Linked DNA regions of Homo sapiens: region 2 is linked to region 1. A link is a loop called in an ENCODE intact Hi-C map of the cell type or tissue named here. Cell type or tissue: mammary epithelial cell. All regions are shown on one strand. Links, peaks and the distances in the headings refer to the core of each region. The heading gives the core; the rest is flanking DNA.

The links. Hi-C counts contacts between places; a loop is a spot of excess contacts. Peaks named below come from ENCODE experiments on the same cell type or tissue, not always from the same donor. Only the 100,000 strongest peaks of a DNase experiment are listed, where the experiment ranks them.
Region 2: it touches region 1 in a loop (2.7-fold over the local background); 2 of 110 quality-filtered maps call a loop at or near these places.

The regions. Positions count from the first base shown.
Region 1 is chr21:35,369,796-35,380,588 of GRCh38, reverse strand. LOC100506403 (a long non-coding RNA gene) reads left to right here. Exons shown (of 3, transcript NR_073512.1): 3 at 7,796-8,082. Among named protein-coding and RNA genes, the nearest start is that of RUNX1, 330 kb to the right of the region's middle. RefSeq lists a silencer at 2,764-3,058 and an enhancer at 8,923-9,424. In mammary epithelial cell, for the core only: no CTCF peak of the experiment used is centred there; a DNase peak (open chromatin) is centred at 5,268; H3K27ac peaks cover 2,437 bases.
Region 2 is chr21:34,795,659-34,806,451 of GRCh38, reverse strand. It overlaps RUNX1 (RUNX family transcription factor 1), which reads left to right. Exons shown (of 9, transcript NM_001754.5): 8 at 6,990-7,151. Among named protein-coding and RNA genes, the nearest start is that of RUNX1-AS1, 35 kb to the left of the region's middle. In mammary epithelial cell, for the core only: a CTCF peak has its summit at 4,756 (motif pointing left); DNase peaks (open chromatin) are centred at 3,721, 4,041, 5,081 and 8,211; H3K27ac peaks cover 6,449 bases.

The DNA of each region.
Region 1 (10,793 bases), core at 1,515-9,514:
GGTATTTGGTTTTCCTATGTTAGTTTACTGAAGATGATGGTTTCCAGCTTTATCCATATCCTGCAAAGGACATGAACTCATCCTTTTCTATGGCTGCATAGTATTCCATGGTGTATAGGTGCCACATTTTTTAAGCCCGCAAGCCACCTTAAAAATGTCTTGAAGATTCTGTGAAACTTGGCTTCATCCAGTTATCGTACCCTTTGTCTAACACCAAGTAATGCCTGACAAGAGTTTGACCAGCATGGTAGCCTGAAGATGAAGTATCATTTAACTGGAATAATAATAATATTTTTGCCAGGTAAAACATAGGATGCCCAGTTAAATGTGTATTTCAGATAAATGGCAAATAATGTTTTGCATAGCGGTGTCTCAAACATTTCATGGGACCTAGTTATATTACAAATATTTACTGTTCATCTGAAATTCGAATTTAACTGGGAATTTTGTATTTTTATTTGCTAAAACTGGCAACCTTTGATAATAGGATTTACCTCAGAGGATTTGGTGATTAAATAAAGTTATACAAGTAGCATGCCCAGAAGAGTCTTCACATGTAATATGTGTTTAATCAATGGAGGTATCTCTTAAGTAAATGGAAAACAATTTCCCGGTTCCGTAATGATTGCTGGGAGTTGACCATGCTAGACCATGCTAAATTTTGCATATTCAAAATAATCCAGCATTCAGCTGAATATTTCCCCGTTTCTGTCTGCTTTTTAGTTAGCTCCTGTCTTTCAAGTTATTTAAGAATGCTTATAGGCTAGGTGTGGTGGTTTACACCTGTATTCCAGTGCTTTGGGAGACTGCGCTGGGAGGAGAGCTTGAGGCCAGGAGTTCAATACCAGCCTGGGAAACATAGTGAGATCTTATTTCTACAAAAAATAAAAAAAAATTAACAGGGCATGGTAGTGAGCACTGCAGTCCCAGCTACTTGGGAGGCCAAGGCAGGAGGATCTCTTGAGCCCAGAAGTTTGAGGTTATAGTGAGCTATGATTATACCACTGCACTCCAGCCTGGGTGACAAAGCGAGATCCTGTCTTTAAAAATATTTAAATAAAATAAAAAATATATTTTTAAAAAAGAATACTTATAATTTCGTTATCTCCATTTCCACATTATATTGTAGATGCTTAGTAAATGTTTAAAAAATAGTCTGTGTTAAGCTTTGAAAAAACAAACATCCAGCCCAATCCTTTTTCCTCTTTTTGTTACTGAAAACATGGCTTATTAAGTTTTGAAGACTCTCTCTTTCCCAATCAGTAACTTCTACCCTCTCAATTCCTTCTACAATGACATAATCCAGCCTTTCATACCATCAGGCCCACTGTAAGAACTGATCCTGATACCAGGTACTTTGTATCCAGGAATGGAATCACACAGTGAATGGGTGGAGTTAGGCATAGCTTAGGTCTACTTTGGGTGCCCAAATGGTGAAGAATTGGCTTTTAATTGAGGAAGCCTTTCATCTGTAGACTGAGGCCTAAGGGAAAACACTCAGCAGGTTCTCTATGCCTCTTTGTGAAGACCCGGAATCTCATGACAAATGACCAGGGACTGAAGCCCCAGCCAAACAGCTAACCTTGTCCTGAAGGATAAGTCACACTGTGTGAGGATCATCTGAGGACTCTCCTAAGGAAGAGGAATGGACATGTAAGATCCTGGTCTACTGCATCACTCTATTCTATGCTCAGGTCTTACTAAAAGAGAACAACAAGGACAAGGCAATAGATACGGCTGCTGATCATTGGTCTGGTCCTCTGTCCCTGTGATGAATTCTTTATTGCTCACTCTAATTATCTCATCATCATTGTTTCTCATTGATGTGCTCCCTCTTGCTCTCCTTCTCATTTGTCCCCTGCCGCCACCCGGCCGCAAGACTGTAAAACTGTAAAACAAGATATTGGATATGGAGGAGTGACTGGTATGAAATGCACCTTTGAGTGTAACTTCCAGGAGTCCCTAAGAATCAAGTCCGTGCCACAAAATACAGTAGCTATTACTAGACAAGCAGCTCTCATAGATTGCTTTAATGAAGCTGATTTTTCATACACCTACTTCAGCTTTCAGAAGTTTTCCTGGAGGTTTGACTGCTTATGCATTGTTTCTCACTACTGGAGAATTTCTGATGTTTTCATTTGTTTGTCCTTTGAGCAGAGAACCAGCAATTGGATAACAAAAGTATCTCCTTTTAAGCACATTCAGTCTTTTGGAAAAATATTTAGAGCTTTCTTAAATATAATAACACATAATAAAAATGATCAGCCTGTAAAGCTACAAGTCCTCTCTGGCCTTTTGTGGTTGTTTTGTCTGCCTCCAGTCATTGCACTATCCTGCCATCACTTTCTTGCAGGGAAAAGACTTCCAAAAGTCTTATTTGCCACCTGGTCCCAGAGACTTCCCCAGTGTGTACCCAGTGGATGCAAGTGAGAACACCGCTTTTGGGGTCCTAAGCATGTGGGTCACAGTAGTTTGTGGGAACAATGTGTAATAAAAGTCTTCTACATTGATCAACTTTTGATATTTACGTTGGTTGGTAATGAGAGAAAGCTCATGTATGAGAGATAGGCATGGTTGGGAGTTTAGGTTCTTTTTGAATTCGTTCATATGGGTCCTTAGGCAAACCTGTTCCCTCTTGCGACATATGTTTTCATCCCGTGGAGCAAGACCAGCCTACCACAAAATGTGTGATGAATATTTTATTTCTGAACCTAACTACATGATTTTGTATGGAATAAAAACATAAGAAATTCATTGTCCGATGTTGTAGATGCTTTTTTATTGGCATCAATTGTCAGAGGTGTAATAATTGCAAGCATCCATATCACAGGAAATTCCAGAGAAGTGAGAAAGACTTAGAATAATAGAATTTTAATGCAGGGAGGAAGCTTAGCGATCACTCTGGCTGTGAACTGCATCTCCAAGGAGGAACTCACATCTTGGGACAGCCAAGGTGACACAGTAAGCTGGGGAGGGGCAGGAGAACTGGGACCAGACCCGGGGGTCTGCTCTCCTAAGCCCATGCTCTTCAACTGTGGCTCTGCAGAAATGTATGTGTTTTTTGTTTTTACTGAATTGAATGTCTGAATGAACTCCAATTCATTTGCAAAAAATGCCAAGAAAAATGTTGAGTTTGTTTTTTTAAATATCCAGAATTAAAAATGTGTGTTGCAGAGAATAACACCCTTTTAAGAATATATTATTAAACAGGATCACGGGAAGGCCTTTAAGGTATTAATGAGTGGATTTCACAGGAAGCAAACCATCATATATGATATAGTTACATTTTACATTTTATATCTTTGGAACTCAACTATAATTGAAGGCACTGATTGCACTTATAAGTGAATATTCTTTCTGCCCTCAATGTGTTTTCTGAGATAGGTGTATTTGTTCCAGTGTACTATATTTGTTGATTTTATTAAAGATTCTATTATAATAAAATTTAAATATTCACATTTCTGTATATAAAATGAAAGTGTAATATTTATTATATAATTATAATAAAACAAAAACAAACCAACACTGAAAGGATGGGGATCCACAATTTTACTTTCTTATTGTTCTAGCCTGTTAGGAAGTCTGTTGTTTATAAATTGTGGTTTCTGAAATAACCCTCATTTTTTTGCTACCACTCTGAAGTTCAGTGTTAATTTTTTAGCATCAGCTGTCATCCTTCCCATCACAGTCACCACTGGTAGTTATAAAGCAATTTCAGTTCTATCCATTAGCCAAGAAAAGAGATACTTATTCATAAAATACTTGGAAATTGTCAGAAAAATACAGAAATGGGCAGCATTGAGAGTGGATCGGTACTGGAATCCGTGCTATGAGTAAAGAAATTTGAAGTTAGAAGCATGTGTTAGAGAAATCTGTGGAGGACAACGAAAAAAATTAAAAATAGAACTACCAGTGGAAGCAATCCCACTTCTGGGTATTTATCCAAAATCATCAAAATCAAGACCTCAGAGAGATATTTGCTCTCCCGTGTTCATTGCATCACTACTCACAATAGCCAAGGTATAGAGATAACCTAAATGTCCATTGCTGAAAGAGTGGAAGGAAGCCGGGCGTGGTGGCTCATGCCTGTAATTCCAGAACTTTGGGAGGTCGAGATGGGTGGATCACCTGAGGTCAGGAGTTTGAGACTAGCCTGGCCAACATGGTGAAACCTCATCTCTACTAAAAATACAAAGATTAGCTGGATGTGGTGGTGTGCACTTGTAGTTTCAGCTACTTAGGAGGCTGAGGCAGGAGAATTGCTTGAACCCAGTAGGCAGAGGTTTCAGTGAGCCGAGATCATACCACTACTCTCCAGCCTGGGTTGACAGAGTGAGGCTCTATCTCACAAAAAAAAAAAAAAAAATGGATAAAGAAAATATGGTATATTCATACAATAGAATATTATTCAGCCTGAACAAAAAAGGAAACCATGAAATATGCAGCAGAATGGATGAACCTGGATGACACTGTGTTTAGTGAAATAAGCCAGTTACAGAAAGACAAATGTAGCATGAGGCATCTAAAATAGTCAAACTCACAGGAGCGAGAGTAGAAAGGTGGTTGCCGGGGGTTGAGAGTGGGAGGAAATTGATGTGTTGCTATTCAAAGGGCATAAAGTTGCAGTTAGGCAAGACGAGCAAGTTCTATAGATCTGCGGTACAACGTTGTACCTATAGATAACAATACTGTGTTGTACACTTAGACATTTCTTAAGTGGGCAGATCTCATGTTAAGTGTTCTTACCATAATTTTTTTAAAAAGTGATATGGAGGACCCAAAATACATCAGGCACTGCTTGTCTGTAAGCCACTGGAGAATGCCGTTGGCCTGTTTTCTGTCTTTAGTCCCAGCAGTAACCCCTCTATCATAGACATCATTTACCATGAAAAATGTGAACCCTAGAGAGAGTAAGTACTTTGCCCCAACTTATGCAACTGGAAGCATTAGACTTCATATTAGAGCTAATGATGAGGTCATCCCTGGGTGTGAAGGGTAGTGAGATCCTCCATCCTTGGGGGATGGTTAACCATCTACATCTTCTGTCCCATCTTCCAAAGCCAGAAAGAATCCATGGCTTAGGGATTCTCTGGTCAAAGGCTGACTTCACTGAAAAAGAAGAAGATTCAGATCAGTCTGTGCTGGGTGAAGTGACTCCAGAAATATGACGCAACTTATGCATTATGGGGAGCACACACCAAGGGGCCAGGCATCCAGGAGTGCCAAGACACTGTCCAGGCAGAAGATGAGCTTTCCCTTACATGGCTAGGTATGAATCAGACTCCAGCAATCCAGGCAGCTGTAACAGGAAGGCAAGTCTTCCTCCAATTCTGAAATAATTAGTAGTCACCATTAGGAATGTTGAGGCCAGTTAGTGTGTTCCTGTCTTCTAGACTTATCTACAGGGATCAGAAACATAGCCCTGACTGAATGGACCTCTGTCAACAGTGTAAAAGTCCTCTCTCATTCCTTGTCTAAATAGGCCTAATTCTTAGAGATCCCATAGATATCATAAAACTTATCTTTTCTAATAGGCAAGAGGAATATCACAATGCTAATTGCCTCTTTAAAAAAAAAGAAGTTCTGATTTGAAACCTGATAAACCTCTCAAGTAATGATTGGGTCATGTTTACCTAATTCTTATGCATCGGTGAGTGTCTAAAAGAAATCATTATTAAACCTAGCTTGCTGACTGCTTTCACTAAGTGTTAAATAATAAATAATGCATTTCTACTTCAATTAATCTACTTAGACATCTCACAGGCCAAATGCCTTGGTGGAGATGTTCTAATCTACAGAATCAATCCCCGGCATGACTCTGCCTCTTGACATTTGGAGCTCCCTAACACAGAGCTCTTAATTCCATATACAAGGTAAATGGATAATTTAGATGACCGAGTTCTGCCATTGTGCTCAGACTGATAAATAAGAGAAGGCACTGTAATGACAACTTGCAAATCTACTCAAGGCAAAATTTGGAATGAATCTTCACTCCCATCCATATGAGGCAATTTTTTCTTAATTTCATATGCTTGTACATTTTTCACCTTAACATGAAGGTGTGCGTGTGTGTCTAAGACTTTTGTAGAAGTGCTACGCATATTGTTTCCTTACTATGGGGTTTATTAAATGATCCAAATTCTAGTCTTATTAGGACTGCTTAAAAAGTATTAGCAGAAAGTCTGAGTATTCAAGATAACAAAAAAGTGTTTATGTAATATTAACTGTTATTTTGATATTTCCTTCTGATTCTCGTCTATGTAAATAAATATCTTATACAGTTGAAACCATAGTATACATGTCATTTTCTAACACTTTTTGATAATCATTATGTTGAAAGTGTTTCCATGTGACAGGAGCTTTAATAATTATAAATGTTAATATTAAGAATAATACCATGACTCATCTAAAAATGTACAGTGATTTAACACTCTTATTAATTTTGGAAGTTTCATTTGCTTCTCTATTTTTGTTATTAATTTCATAAATAATACTGACGTGAACATCTTTGTGCATAGAGGTTTTCTTTTTTCCTTTCTTTTGAGGTCAATGGTCTAAAGACATATAGTACAATTGCCACATGTAAATATATAGATTCACTCGATGCTTCCCAGGATTAGACATGATCACTGTGCAAAATATGTGATAATACAATAAACAGAAAGTTACTGTTTTTTTAAATGCATACTTTTAATTAATAGTGAGATTGAGACTTTTCCATTTCTGTGTTCACTAATTCTATGTTATCTTCTGCTTCTGCATATCATTAGGCTATGTATCTGTTGGCATCACTGCTTTATCATTTTAGGAGATTTCATCAAAATTTTGCAGGATTTGTAACCACATATAAGAGGAGTGGAGGATTAAAGGCAATCAATCAAAAGTATGGGTAATTGGTGTGCATTTCATATGCTGCTAATCTCAAGGAGTTAAAAACACACATCCTTTTAAAAATAGGAGCTAGAAAGTCCCCTGGAGGCAACATCTTTCTTCATTTGTTCCATACTTTGCATAGCATACTTCCTGGAGGACCCCTTTGTAAATTGTTGTGCCGTTGACTCAGATACTTTTTTCCAAGTTATCTCTGCTCACCCAGAGTACCCACCCTCGCCAAATATCGCACTCATTGTCATGCTTGAGAATGTCATCCATCACTTCTTGGTGGAGTTTGTAGGCCCTTGTTTATGCTGTGTCTTGTTCTGCCTACACCTCTGTTGTGGCTCCCCTCACCTTGTAATGACTTATTTATGCTTCAGTTTGTGCAACGGGCTGCGAGCCACTGTGAGAGCACAGGGGGTGGGGGGCTGTGCATTTTCATCTCCATGTCCTCAGTATACAGAATGGTGCCAGGAAGGGACTGAGTGCTCCATAAGTGCATGGAGGTACTCAACTCAGGCTTTCAGGTGCTCAATAAATGATTGTGGGTGATAAATGAATGGAATTAAATTGAGGGATTAATTTTTATATCAGTATGCTATATTGATATGTAATCCATATATTAAAAGCACAATTTTTATATTAATAGTTAATATAATTATATAAATTATATAATTAAGTATAATATATAATTATACAATGCAATTTATAATTTATATATGATATCAAAATGGTATATTGATATGTATTCAATATATTAAAAGCCCATTTTTATATGAATATTTAATACAATTAATCATATAAATTATATAGTTAATTATAATATATGCTTATATAAATATATAAGATAAATAATAATTATTACATAATTATTAATTATATAAATTATATGAATCCTATCACATTGTCTTCTTCCTAGGGTCTAAATCAACGTCTGGTTATGAAGGGCCTAGAGCCAGATAGGAGCTTCTTACAGCTTTTGGCAGTTTCTGGTGGAGGCCAGCTCTCCTTGTCATCTACCTTGGCCTGAGAAGCCTGTTCCCCTCTGCAGAGGATGAGCTCAGGGCTACACCTTTCCTTCCAGGCTCTCATGGTGTGGTCCAGGCTCCATTTCTTTCTCTTTGAACCTCACTTCAACATGATTAGAGTGACTGAAGGTAAAGAAATAGGAACTGTTTTACCGTAAATAAATTAGTCCCTGCTACACTTTTTCTCTGTGTTGTTTCATCACATGTACTCACCTCAAAGGTCTTTTCAGCCCTTCACACCCCTGTGAGTTGCATTAAGCAATGTCACAGTGCTGCAAAACGCTTAGAAATATGTGTGTGCGTCACACAGAACTGTCCAGCCTTCAGAAGGAAAGGACCGAACATCTTTGTGCGTCTCCCTGTGGGAAAACAAAGATAGAAACTCAAATGGGCTCATTCTTTGCCTACATAAATATGTTTATCAGATGCAATTAGACAGCAGAGAGAATGGAGTCCAGTGTGTTGGTGGAAAAGCTGAGAAAAGTCCATGAGGTTTTTGAAGACTGAGGTTTTCCATTTTGTTGTTCAGAGAAAACTAGATTGGATGCCTTGAAAGAAATTAAGATATTCTAGTTTACACTTTTCTTTGATATCATGAATTTTGATAGAACAATTGTTCTTGGACAAGGTTTTTCTTAACAGGCAATCTAAAAATTTCCCAGTGGGGCCTTTACTTAAATGAAGGAGATTTGAAGAGCAAAAACATAGCTATAACTGATTTTCAAAATTATATAACTATAGGATTTAGAACCATTCAGCCTTCTGAAACGCTTACAGTCATGATCTAAGGGCGTGACTATGACTTTGATAGGGAGGTAAATAACAAAGCCAGTGTTGTCCTGGCCAGGAAGCCGTAGAGGTAAGCCACTTTGTCTTTACATCTAAGCACCCTGCCCTGCACCCGGTTCAGTAAGTAGTGATGTCGAGTCTTGCCCCAGTTTATCTCCCAGGGATATTAGAATAAACACATTTGGAAACTAAAGATGCCGTGTAAACACAGTAAATTTATCCCTATTTTTGTTTAACATCTTAAGGGCTAGAATTTCCAGCTGTCTCTTCACACAAACTTCTTGCTGAGAGAGGGGGCGAGGGTACTTGAATTCAGAGATGTTGATTTTTGCCCCAAATACAGCATTTTTGAACTACAGATTCTTACTAATACAGGGTAAATACACCTCATTAAGCGGGTGACTTTTACAGCAGGAGGGCTACAGTTTCACCTGGGAAACCACACATGGATTGAGTGTCCTGATACAGCAGTGAGACGTCCTCTGTTCTGTGCATTCTGTAACTACACACTGAGACGCCATCTCTGACAGGTAAAAGTGCTGCTGCTTGTGGTGGCAATGGATAGTCACACTGTAGAATTTTTTTTTAAATGCAAGTGAAGTTTGCCAAGTAAACACCTCTTTTCAAAAATTAGAACTTAGATTGAAACTCATTTATGAAAGAATCACATGGCTGTGTCAACAGCTTAGAAGAAATTCATTTTTTTTTTTTAACTTTTCCTATTACCCAGATAGGCAAAAATAAATTCTGGATCATCCACTGAAGTTTCCAAGTGGTTTCCCTGAACCAGGGTTTCTAAATAGCAGCACTATCAACATTTTGCTCCTGATCATTCTTTGTTGTTGGGGCTGTTCTGTGCACTGTAGCAGAAACCCTGGCCCTTCGGAAGCCAAAATCACCCGTGGTTAAAATATCACTGTTCTAAACTAAACCAAAGCAAACAAATATTGAGCAAGATACCTGGGACCCTGGCCTCAGTTTCCACTTTGTCACCCCTTGGTCCTTTATTGTCCCTTTCCATACCTGTAAAATGGGCGCAGTGCCATCTGCTTCATTCATTCACCCCGTGGCATGTGTCAGAATCATTGAAACAGGGCCTGGCATGCTGGAGATGATTGATAGATATTTGTTAAATAAATGATGAATGAATGTATGAGGGAATGGATTGAAGAATTTGAGCACACAATTTGGAGATCTCTAAGGAAGACAGTATCCTCCTTTCATGGGTTCCCCCTGCAGCCCAGGGGCCTCCAGGTGTGTTTCTGTGTCTGTTCTCACAGTGTGGATGGAAGGTGGGAAACGTGCCCACGCTCTTGTGTGTCTGTTATTCTTAAGCACTCAATCCCTATTGCACAACTGAAAGCTTTATCCCCTAACGGGATAATCCCAGTAGTGTATGTATGTGTTTTTGTTGTTGGCTAATATTTTTGTTTTTGTTTTTCATTTTGTCAAAATGTCAGATGTCAAACTAGACTCATACCATGGCAAAGCGCGTGCAAAACGAGAATACTGCATTGTATTATTCTGTTCAACCATAGCCCTCTCTAAAAGTTTACATCCCTTTCTTCTGATTCTAAGTGGGATTCATCATGTTCCTTTACTTTAGTTTCCTCCCACATATCCCCACCCTCCACCCACAACAAAGGCTTAACCTATAAGTAAACATACATGCATATATATAACAAAAACTCATCCTTAGCTCATTTAGTTTGTTGTAAGTGACTGGGTTAAGCCACAAAATAAACCACTGTTAAAAAATAAATAAATAAATAATTAGGAATAGCTTTGCATACATGTTCTTTGTAGAAAGCATAACATATTTCTACGAGGGAATAATAACATTCACTCACATTGATTTAACCACCAGCCCTAGGAAATTATTGACATTGCTTTCTGGACACTTATAGAAAATACCTTTGAGTTATAGCAACTCCTTTACTTCTCCATACTGTTCCATAAAATCTTTATAAACACATTTATTTGTAATATCTGTGTAAAAGCTATCATGGGCTCGCTTCATTTGTGTATTAAGTACGTGTCATCACAAGAAATAATGTAACTTACAGAGGTGAGAAAATTTAAGTTCATGCTAAGTTTTGC
Region 2 (10,793 bases), core at 1,707-9,706, 570 kb after region 1:
CATATATTAAAGATGCTGTCTTCTTAGAGAATTCACCCACATTATCATCATGTAATTCCCTTCTTTATCCCTGAAAATTGTCCTTCCTCTGAAGTCAGCTTTGTATAAAATTAACATCGCTGCTCTGGCTTTCTTTCAATCAGTGTTAGCATGGTGTACCTTTTTCCATCCCTTTACTTGTAATCTGTATAAATATTTTTATTTAAAATAGGTCCCTTGTAGACAATATGTAGTTGGGTCTTGTCTTTAATCCACACTGCCAATCTCTGTCTTTAAATTGGTGCATTTAGAGTATTCATATTTAACCTAAGTATTAATATAACTGCAGTAGTATCAATCATATTTATAACTTTTATATTTGTTGCACCTGATTCTTCCCCCCACACCTCTTTTTCTACCTTTTATAGGTTTAACTGAACATTTTATATGATTCCATTTTATCTCCTCTGTTAGCATATTAATCATTCTTTTTAAAAATGTTTTTAGTTACTGCCCTAAAGTTTGAAAAGTACATGTATAACTAATCTACATCTAGCATCAAATAACTACCACTTCTTCCTTCCTGTTTATATCATTACTGCCTTTTATTTCATTTATCCACATGCTATAATCACTCAATACTTTGTTACTATTATTGTAAACAGTTATCTTTCAGATCAGTTAAGAAAAATAAAACTTAATTTTACCTTAATATAGTACTTTTCTAATGCTCTTCCTTTTTTATGCAGTTCTTTTTGACATTTCTCATAGGGCAGGTCAGCTGGCAATGAATTATTCCAGTTTTGTTTGTCAGAAAATATCCTTATTTCTTTGAATTTGAAGGATAATTTTGCTGAATGCAGAATAATAGTTTGGTAGCTTTTTTGTTGCAACACTTCATGTATTCTCCTTTCTTTGTGTTTGCATGGTTTCTGAAGAGAAAGATAATGTAATTCTTATCCTTTTTCCTCTATGGATAAGGTGTTGGCTTTTCCCCCTCTCTAGCTTCTTTCAAGATTTTCTCTTCTCTTTGGTTTTTTGCAGTTTAAATATGATATGCCTGGGTGTAGATTTGGTATTTATTATGCTTGGTGTTCTCTGAGCTTTCTGGATCTGTGGTTTGGTATCTGTCATTAATTTTGGAAAATTCATAGCCATTAATACTTCAAGTATTTCTTCCACTGTTTTCTTTTTCTTCTCCATCTGGTATTCCAATTACACATTACATCTTTTGAAACTTTCTCACAGTTCTTGGATGTTCTTTCTTTTTCCTCTTTATCTTTTTGTTTGGTAAGTTTCTGTATCTTCAAGTTCATTGGTTCTTTGCTTTGTCATGTTCTGTCTACTAAGTAAGCCATTCCTCATTTCTGTTAGGGTGCTTTTGGTTTTTAGAATTTGCTTTTGAGTGTTAAGAGTTTCAGGCTGGGCACGGTGGCTCATGCCTGTAATCCCAGCACTTTGGAAGGCCGAAGTGGGTGGATCACCTGGGGTCAGGAGTTCGAGACCAACCTAGCCAACATGGTGAAACCCTGTCTCTACCAAAAATTACAAAAAAAAAGAAAAAATAGCTGGGCGTGGTGGCAGGTGCCTGTAATCCCAGCTACTCGGGAGGCTGAGGAGGAGAATCACTTGAACCCAGGAGGCGGAGGTTGCAGTAAGCCAAGATTGCGCCACTGCACTCCAGTGTGGGCGACAGAGCGAGACACTGTCTCAAAAAAAAAAAAAAAAAAGTTTCCATCTCCCTGCCTACATCATCCATCTCTTCTTGCACCTTGTCTTCTTTTTCCACTAGAGCCATTAACATGTTAATCATTGTTAAATTCCCTGTCTTGTAATTCCAAAATCTGTGTCACATCTGGGTCTGGTTCTGATGCTTGCTTTATCTCTTCAGACTGTGTTTTTTTCTTGCCTTTCTTGTAATTTTTTATTGAAAGTTTAACATGATTTATCAGGCAATAGGAACTTAGTAGGCCTTTAGCGTGAGTTATTATTCTCATGTACCCAAGAGTTGGGCTGTATTTAATGTTTTCAGAAGGTACCAGAGACTTCAAATTCCTCTAGCGTCCTTGTTTTTGTCTCCCATGTCATCTGTGAGCTTCTCTATGAACTCCTCCTTAGTCAGTATGTTGAAGCTCTTTCAGCCATAACCCACTGTTATAATAATATATTGGATCCTGTGAGAATCTGGTGGAGTTCCTGAATGAAAAACCCACAACAGTGCACTTCCTCCTGAAACTGTAGCCCCTAGGAGTGTCTTATTCGCACACTAGTCTGTACTGAGCCTCTAGCAATCTGTCAAAATCACCATTAAGTGTTCTCATCAGTTTATGAATTCAGAAATTCTGCTCCCAGCAAGCAGACCTCACTATGATTCTCTATATTTGCCTGCTTCTCAAAATTTGGGGTTGCAGTTTGCCCTGCAACTTCAGCTTTCCATTGGACTTAAGAAAAGTCATGGATTTTCAGTTTGTTCAGCATTTTTTCTTATAAAAACAAGAGTGATGACTCTCAAGCTCTTTAAATTTTGGAACTGAAACTAGAAGCAACAGGACATTCTGACATGAATTATTTAAAAGGGTCATTGTTGACTCTAGAGACATTTTAATATTGCTGCATCAAAAGATAAAAGCATTCTCCTTTCTTCTTGTGTGATATATGCCGTGTACACCTCTGAGCTCACCACTAACCTCAACTCTACCTTATCCCTAACTTCCCATTTCAAATGGAAGGGAATGGGGATCAAGGAGTAGAAGGCCTGTTTTACCCATTATTGATGATTAAAAAGCTGAAAATAACCCATCACAAAATGGCCTCAGTAAAGTGGCTGCATCAGACATCATTTAGCCTGGAAAACCAGTATGCATAAAGGCTCAAATTTAAATTTTTGAATCCAGTGTTTTTTATTTATTATTATTTTTTTTTTTCTGAGACGGAGTCTGGCTCTGTCACCTAGGCTGGAGTGCAGTGGCACGATCTTGGCTCACTGCAAGCTCCACCTCCTGGGTTCATGCCATTCTCCTGCCTCAGCCTCCCGAGTAGCTGGGACTACAGGCGCCCGCCACCATGCCCGGCTAATTTTTTGTATTTTTAGTAGAGACAGGGTTTCACCGTGTTAGCGAGGATGGTCTCGATCTCCTAACCTCATGATCCACCCGCCTCGGCCTCCCAAAGTGCTGGGATTACAGGTATGAGCCACTGCGCCCGGCCCTGAATCCAGTATTTTTTAATAGAAACATGAGTTGGTTGAGATACTGAGTTCCTGCCTTCTCCATCCTAATCCCAAATTTCCAATCTTTGGAAATTTGCCCCTTTACCATTTAATCTCCTGAGCCCAGCTCCTCTCCAGCCTGAAGAGTGTGTCTGTCAAGACTGTAGCTGTGAACAAAACACTATTACTTGAGCCTTATCCTGGAGCAAATGTGTGTGGTCTCACCAATGAACATCAGATAAGTCCCTTGGCATGGATTTCTTTTCCTTTTTAGTAATACAATCATAAAGGTTATTCAGACTTATTGAGCATTTACTATGGCCAGAAATTGTGATACTTGCTTTCCATATAGTTTATCTCACTTACTCCTATTACCCTTTGAAGTCAGAATTCTAACTATGAATCAGAGAAAATAAGTGACCTGCCTAAGGTCATCCAGTTGGTTTATGGTGAAGGCAGGATGCAAACTGAAATTTGTCTGTGATTTGAGTTCGGTGCTTTCCCTAGTCTCCTCCTCTCAGAGGCAGAACATAAGCATGTAATAGATACCACTAGGGTTCTTGTTTCTACCTTGGGAACAGCTGTTTGCAAGTCCAAATTAGGCAGCTAATCTAGCAGTTAGCCCAGATACAGCCCTTGGGCACCCTAGTAGCTGTAACTTCCAGAAGGCAGGAACCTTCCATTCACTAGTGAGTCCCCAAAACAGTGGCCCAAGTGAAGCAAAAATGTTTGTTGGAAATATGAGTGAATGAAAAAGTAATTTCATGAACACATGAATGAATAAATGAATGAAGCAACACCCAGTATGATGATTAATGCCACAGGAAGATGCCTTTCCAAGCATCACAAGATCCTGGGATCTTCACTGACTGTAAGTGCCTGTGGGGCAGGGACCATGTTGGTCTTATTCATCACTCTCCTGCCAGGTAAATTAGCACATTCCTGGCACACTGTAAATGTTCAATAAGCTTTTGTTCTTTTAGATGGATTGACTTATCAGAGGCAACTCTTTCAAGAACAAGTAGCCCTGTGCTCTGGAGAATGATTTACAGTGGTTCTCTTCCTCAGCCTGGGGCCTTTTCTGGATAACTCCCATCGTACTCTCCTCTACTTCCTCTTCCTAGAATACACAAATTTATTATTACAGGCACCACTCTTCACCCCACATCTGATTCTTCCCTGACTCTGCTTAATGTACAAGTAAAGCAAAGAAATACTGTGTAGGACCTATTGGAATTAGAATCCTGCTCTGTCACCATTGGAAAGGATTTAGGGATCACCTCCTTCGGAGGTGAGAATAAGAAAGTGTCAGTGAGTAATCCAATGTCACCCAGTTGCTCACCAGACAGAAAGACCAAGAGTTCACCTCTCCTGCCTATTAGTCCAGTGCTCGGGTGGCCCATGAGTTCATGTTGGCCCTGTCAGACCAAAGACAGTAATGAATATTAAACCCAGAATGCACCATATTATCAGGCCTTTTTTGTTTTTGTTTTCTATTAGTAACACAGGTAGAAGAGGAAACAACTAAAACCCCAACATTAGAGGCTCACCATCCCCACCTTCTGGCCCACCACTGGCAATGAACCCAAGCACAGGTCACTGTGGTCTCATGAAAGAAAACTGATGTGGGGGTTGGGTGGGCTTCAGGGTGTTGACTGCCATCTTCCCCTCCAGCACCTGAAAAGCTAAGTTATGGTGTGAAGTCAGAAAATGTGGAATCTGCAAGCCTGTCTTTAAAAAACAAAAAAACTCATAGAACTTGGACTTTAATCATAAAGATCATTTTACCAAAGCATATTTTTTAAAGGCTGTGAAATATTATGCAACGTTTGCATGGTTTAATTATGAGTTTAGAAAAGCCTAGCACGACTTTTTCACTACAGTAAAACATGACGGAGCATGAATCATGGCATAGTACTTTATGCTTAGTGTGGCTTTAGACATGGGGTTAGAGGTGTGAGGCTGTCTACACAACAAGGCGTGAATTACTGTACTGCAGTTCACACCCCGGGGGGCTTTATGACAGTTCTGAAACCTCTTTTGTTTGCTTTTAAAATGATTAAAGTATTGGAGTACTATATATTCACTTAGTAAATGTGTGTATCTAGTATATACGCATGTCTTATACAAAATATCTAAGTATATGATTTTTTTTTCACTTGGAGCAAAATACTTGCAGTAGCATGGGGATATTGAACCGTCTGCTATTTCTGTTTGCCTTTAGTCATTGGAAACACTGTTAGCTGTAAGATTACACAGGAGCTTCAGCCAAGGTTGAACATTTATTTTCTGCTGAGTTTAAAATGGACCAGCTCCTTTTGTTCCTTGCCAGCTCTTTAAATCCTCTAAAATTTGGAATAAAATGAAGACCTTTCTTTAATATTAGATTTCAAAGATTCCAAGTTAAACTATTTGCCTGGGAACTACCAGGTTTTTTAAACTTAAAAAATCAGTTATTTTCACTCACACACAAAAAAGAAAGAAATGAATCAGTATGAGGGAGGGAGGGAGGCTGTCAGGAGAATACTGGGGAGGAAGACTTGGGTCTCCAAATGTCTGATTCTGTTATCCACTGTGGCAGCTTCAAAGAGATAAACAGAAAGGCAAACTTGAACTGCTGGAAATGAAAAGCCCCTGGAGGAAGCAGATCTGAATATTTTATAATGAGCAGAAATAGCTCATTTCTTTATGTCCTGACCTATACAAAACTTATACCCAGTATTTTCCTAAAGAAGTCTGCTCTTCCTACACTGCTACCTGCAGGATCATGAAGCTCTGGCTATGAAGACCCTTGGGAGTTACGGTAGTTCACTGTTATCTTTGTCCACAAAGTTGGGACATAAAGAGAAAATTAATGTTTAACTCCAAAGAAATGTAAAACTGTCTTCTAGTGGGACAGTGTCCAATTTAAGTTTCCTTACACATTTGCCTAAGAATAGCGTTGGTTTTCCTCCCCTTTTCATCTGCAAACAGTATGATGCTTTTGAAAATTAAGACTCCTTTGAACGCTGGAGTCAAATTGACAAAATCCACTTTGTCTAAATCTTTTGAAGTCAGACTTTTGTCTCTTCTCTATCCCAGGCCTCTTATAATGGCAATCTATAAAATACCTGCTAAAAACTCTGACTTTTAAAAGTTGCAAACTCGAAGTCCTGAAAAGGAACAGAAGGCTTGGGTTGATAGGGCCAGTTCTACTGCTGGGTTTGTGAACTAGTCATTAGACCTCATTGCCGGTTTCCCAGCCAGACCTTCTTTCCTGTCATCCTTGGGAGAGAATTCGCCTTACTATAAAACATTTACCAGCCCATGGAATACTTTTTGCCAAAGGTAAAGGTATAAAAAAAAAGCCCAAAACTCTACGTTCTTACCGAACACAGACAGGTGATCCCCTGAGTTTATAAAATGTTTCTGATGATGATAATTGTAATTATTGGCAAAGCTGAAATCATGTCAGCAGTCATATGATACTTGAAGTTCTCAAGTGCTGCAGTTCAACAGTCTGGACATTAATACTTCTACCTTGAAAGTGTAATCCATTCCTCTCATCATTGTTAGCATGATTAAATAAAACCTTTGGAAGGAATAGTTATCAGGTGAAAATCTCCAAGAATCAGTCTCTTTTGGGGGAAAATAATCCAACAGAGGCAGATACTTGGACTTGAGTAGGCTTATTAAACCCTGGTACATAGGCCACATACATGTATGTGACATATTTGAACAAGGGCCACTCATTTCTTATTAAAAGACATTTTTTAAATCCCACCCCACTTTACATATAATTGACCTTTCTGATTCTCTTCAGATACAAGGCAGATCCAACCATCCCCACCGTGGTCCTACGATCAGTCCTACCAATACCTGGGATCCATTGCCTCTCCTTCTGTGCACCCAGCAACGCCCATTTCACCTGGACGTGCCAGCGGCATGACAACCCTCTCTGCAGAACTTTCCAGTCGACTCTCAAGTAAGCCACTTGAAAACACATTCTTTGCAGCTGAGCTGGGGTGGAAGGTCCAGGAGACTAGAGGTGCATGAAGGAGTTGGCAGAACATTATTGAGTAAAACATGGTTTAAAGGTGACCTATCTCTACTCTGAGTCCCATGCCCATGCACTGATTTTCTTGGATACATAAGAGGCAGAGATTGTGGATGTGAAGGCAGAAGTGGCTTGGAGAAGTAGGTTCCTTAGACATCTAAAGTTGTTCACATTTGGCAAGAAAGGATGGTGACTGAAGGGTTAAGAACAATATAAAAAGCCAAAGTTTTCAACTTTTAGGACTCATTATTCCAAATGAATTCTGGACTAATGGGACTGGTCCATGCGGTGGTGGTAAATTTTCACAGATCACATGGACAGCACACGGGAGTACATGTGGAATGGGAAATAAATACAGCCGCCCCTTGGTATCCATGGAGGACTGGTTCCAGGACCCCCCATGGATACCAAAACCCATGGATGCTCAAGTCCCTCATATAAAATGGTATATTTATATATAACATATATATCCTCCCATGTATTTAAATCATCCCTAGATTACTCGTAATACCTAATAAAATGTAAATGCTATGTAAATACTTGTTATACTGCATTGTTTAGGGAATGACAAGAAGAAAAGTCTGTATATGTCTAATACAGACACAACCATCCTTTTTTTTAATAATATTTTTGATCTACAGTTGGTTAAACAGGTGCAGAACCCACGGATATAGAGAACCGACTGTATACCCCAAATTAGACATTCCAACTAAGCGCTGTTCATACAGAGGCCAGAGGAACAGCGTGAAAAACTCAGGTGTCATGGTTAGCATAATTGTTGTTAATATGAGCTCATTAAGTATTAGTCATTTAACCTATGAGCCCTTTGGGCTTGGCACTCACCTTTGCTCGTGGGCAGGGAAATCAGAGTTACAGAGAAAAATTCCTTTGTTGAAGGCAAAAGAAGAAACTTAGTGTTTGGGGCTTTGAAATTGGAGCTGCACCAAACTGTGAAAATACTTCAGAGAACTTCAGTGTTATGATGCCTGCAAACACACTCGCATGTGTGTTGGGGGAACGGGGCGGGTCTTGCTTTTCAGCTCTTGGGATCAAATTATAGCAGATTAGGGGGCAGGCACAGGGGCAGTGGAGTCATGTCTGCCATTTTAAATGTTGTGTAATGTTGTGTTTTCCAGACAGTTGTGATTACTTCAGGTTTCACCAGATGCCTTAGCTGCTGTTCAGAGCTTCACAGAATGCCTTCTAAGAGCTTCACAACGGCAGTACTATTGACATTTGGGGCCAAATAATTCTTTGTTGGGGGGGGTCTGTCCTGAGCATCGGAGAATATTTAGCAGCATCCTTGGCCTCTAGATGCCAATAGCATCCCCCTCACCCCAGTTAGGACAATAAAAAATGTTTCCAGACATTGCCAAATTTCCCAAGGGGCAAAACTGTCCCCAGGTGAGAACCACTGCCTTCCAGTGTTCTTGGGTGGTACAGTAAAATAGGAAAACCAACTTAAGTGCTTGGTTTTCACATTACTTTTGGCCATTAATGCCAATATTTTCATGGTACATTCTGCTCCAAGGCATTGAGAGTAGCACAGGTATCTTGGCATCTTGTTTAGCTTGTGGTTTCTAGAAGCTTATCCCTCAAGAACAAAGGCACTTGTCAGCTTTTACTGATTGTTCTCAGGGCACCCCTCTGCACACCGGCTACGGTCTTCACCTGAAATAATGCCTGTTCTCCTTCAAATGTTCCTGCTATGGGTCTATCCTTTGGAATTTATTACATAAGTCTTTTGACTTGGTCATCACCCAAGATCAGCACCTTATAGTCCAAGAACCCTAGGGGCCAACTCCTCCAGCTGACTGGTGTTCAGATGGTAGGGTGACTTTTTAAATAAAAGGAATGAGTAACATGTGCACTCCAAAGTCCCATATCACAGTTACATTTGTGAATATCCTGGACTTCAATCACCCAAGGAGTAAGAGAGAACATTTTATGGCATGGGAGTGTGAAGTAGATAAAAACCATGCCTCATTTCAGAACCCAAGAATGATTCTTTTCTTTTTGGAGGGAGGACAGAATTCCAGATGAGCTTTCACAGTGGCATAGAACAGTATGGGAGACTGCTCTTCAATTTGGCAGAACTCCCTCTGAGAAATCAAGCCTGGAGCACAGGCCTGAAAAGTGTTGTCATAAACCTGGAGGCAGGAGGGGGGTGGAATACATAAAAGGAAAGTGGCTGCCTGGCCGACAGCTTTGAGAACCTGACACTGCTCTGTGGCTGCTTTGCCTTTTAATCCAGCCCGACAGCTTTGTGCTCTGCCCCTCTTCCCGGCCCCAGCCCCACCTGGGCTTCCTTCTGCGCTGGGGACTTGGACTCTGTCTGTCTCTCTCTCTCTATCCTTTGCAGACAGACTCCACACCTTGTCTGAAAAGAGTTGTCATCTAGAGGTTTACTTTTTTTTTTCTTTTTCAAAAAAAATTAATGTTTAGCTGCCAACCTGGGCGACAGACAGCATGCATTAATCTGAGTCATGCAAAAGCTCCTTTTAAGGCAGCCATTACCTGCTCAGGTTGTTTAATCCTCTGGGGGCAGTAGGAGGGGCCCTGTAGCGAGGCTGCTTTCATCCATGTCAAGCTGGAGAGCGAAGACTTGAGCTGTCATGGCAAATATTTAGCCCCATCAATGGGAAAACACTTCCAACCAAAATACCTGGACCTCCTAAGCCCCAGATTTCCTACTCTTAAAAACTCTCTGTGAATATCAGGGGATCCCAACTCCCCCCACACTTCTGCTGAATCAGGGGACACCAGGCCAGCCAAAAGGACAGAAGAGCTACAGCTGGATGGGTGAACTGCGCAGACTGATGGGTTTGAATAAGGGATCTGAGACAAGACACAAAGATGAAAACCAACATTTGAATATAGCATTTGAATCTGAGCATATCTAGAAGGCCTAAGATATTGTATTATCAAAATGTGTGTAAAAAAGATAGTTTGACCAAATGGATGGTCTTTTGTAGTATGACGTTGCTCATGTGTACATAGAAGAAGGATCACAGGCAGCATTGCAGCTCTTTCTTTTGGATGTTCTCCTCACAAGTGAAAGAACTATTTTCCCCCAACAGCTGAGACCATAACATCATTCCAGTACTTATGTCCATGACAAATCACGGACTCACTCTGGATTCCAGTAACTTGGTACCATCACCACATTACCATGTAGTAGTTGGAACCTACTGGCAGAGCATGTCCAGACATTGCTGTAAAACAGGGTGACCTTTCGTTCATTTTCCAGTGGATTCACCTTTTTGTCTCAGGGCAAATGAAGCAAGAGGAATAATGGGCAGAGTCATTTATTTGTGTCCAGAGTATTGCATCAGATGACAACAAACTGACTGTATTTGCCTAATGCTTTTCCTCCTGTCCCAGCTTCTCCGTAGACTCTATAAATCTAAATGGAAAAATGGAGTAAAGCTTCCTGTTAACTCTCAAACATGTCACAGCTCTCCATGTCAGCAAAAACAAGTGACACAGGGCTTGCTCACAGATGGCCCCAAAGAGCGGGCAGGGATGAACCCTGTGGAATGAGGTGTGGCCTGGCTCGAGAATGACTAG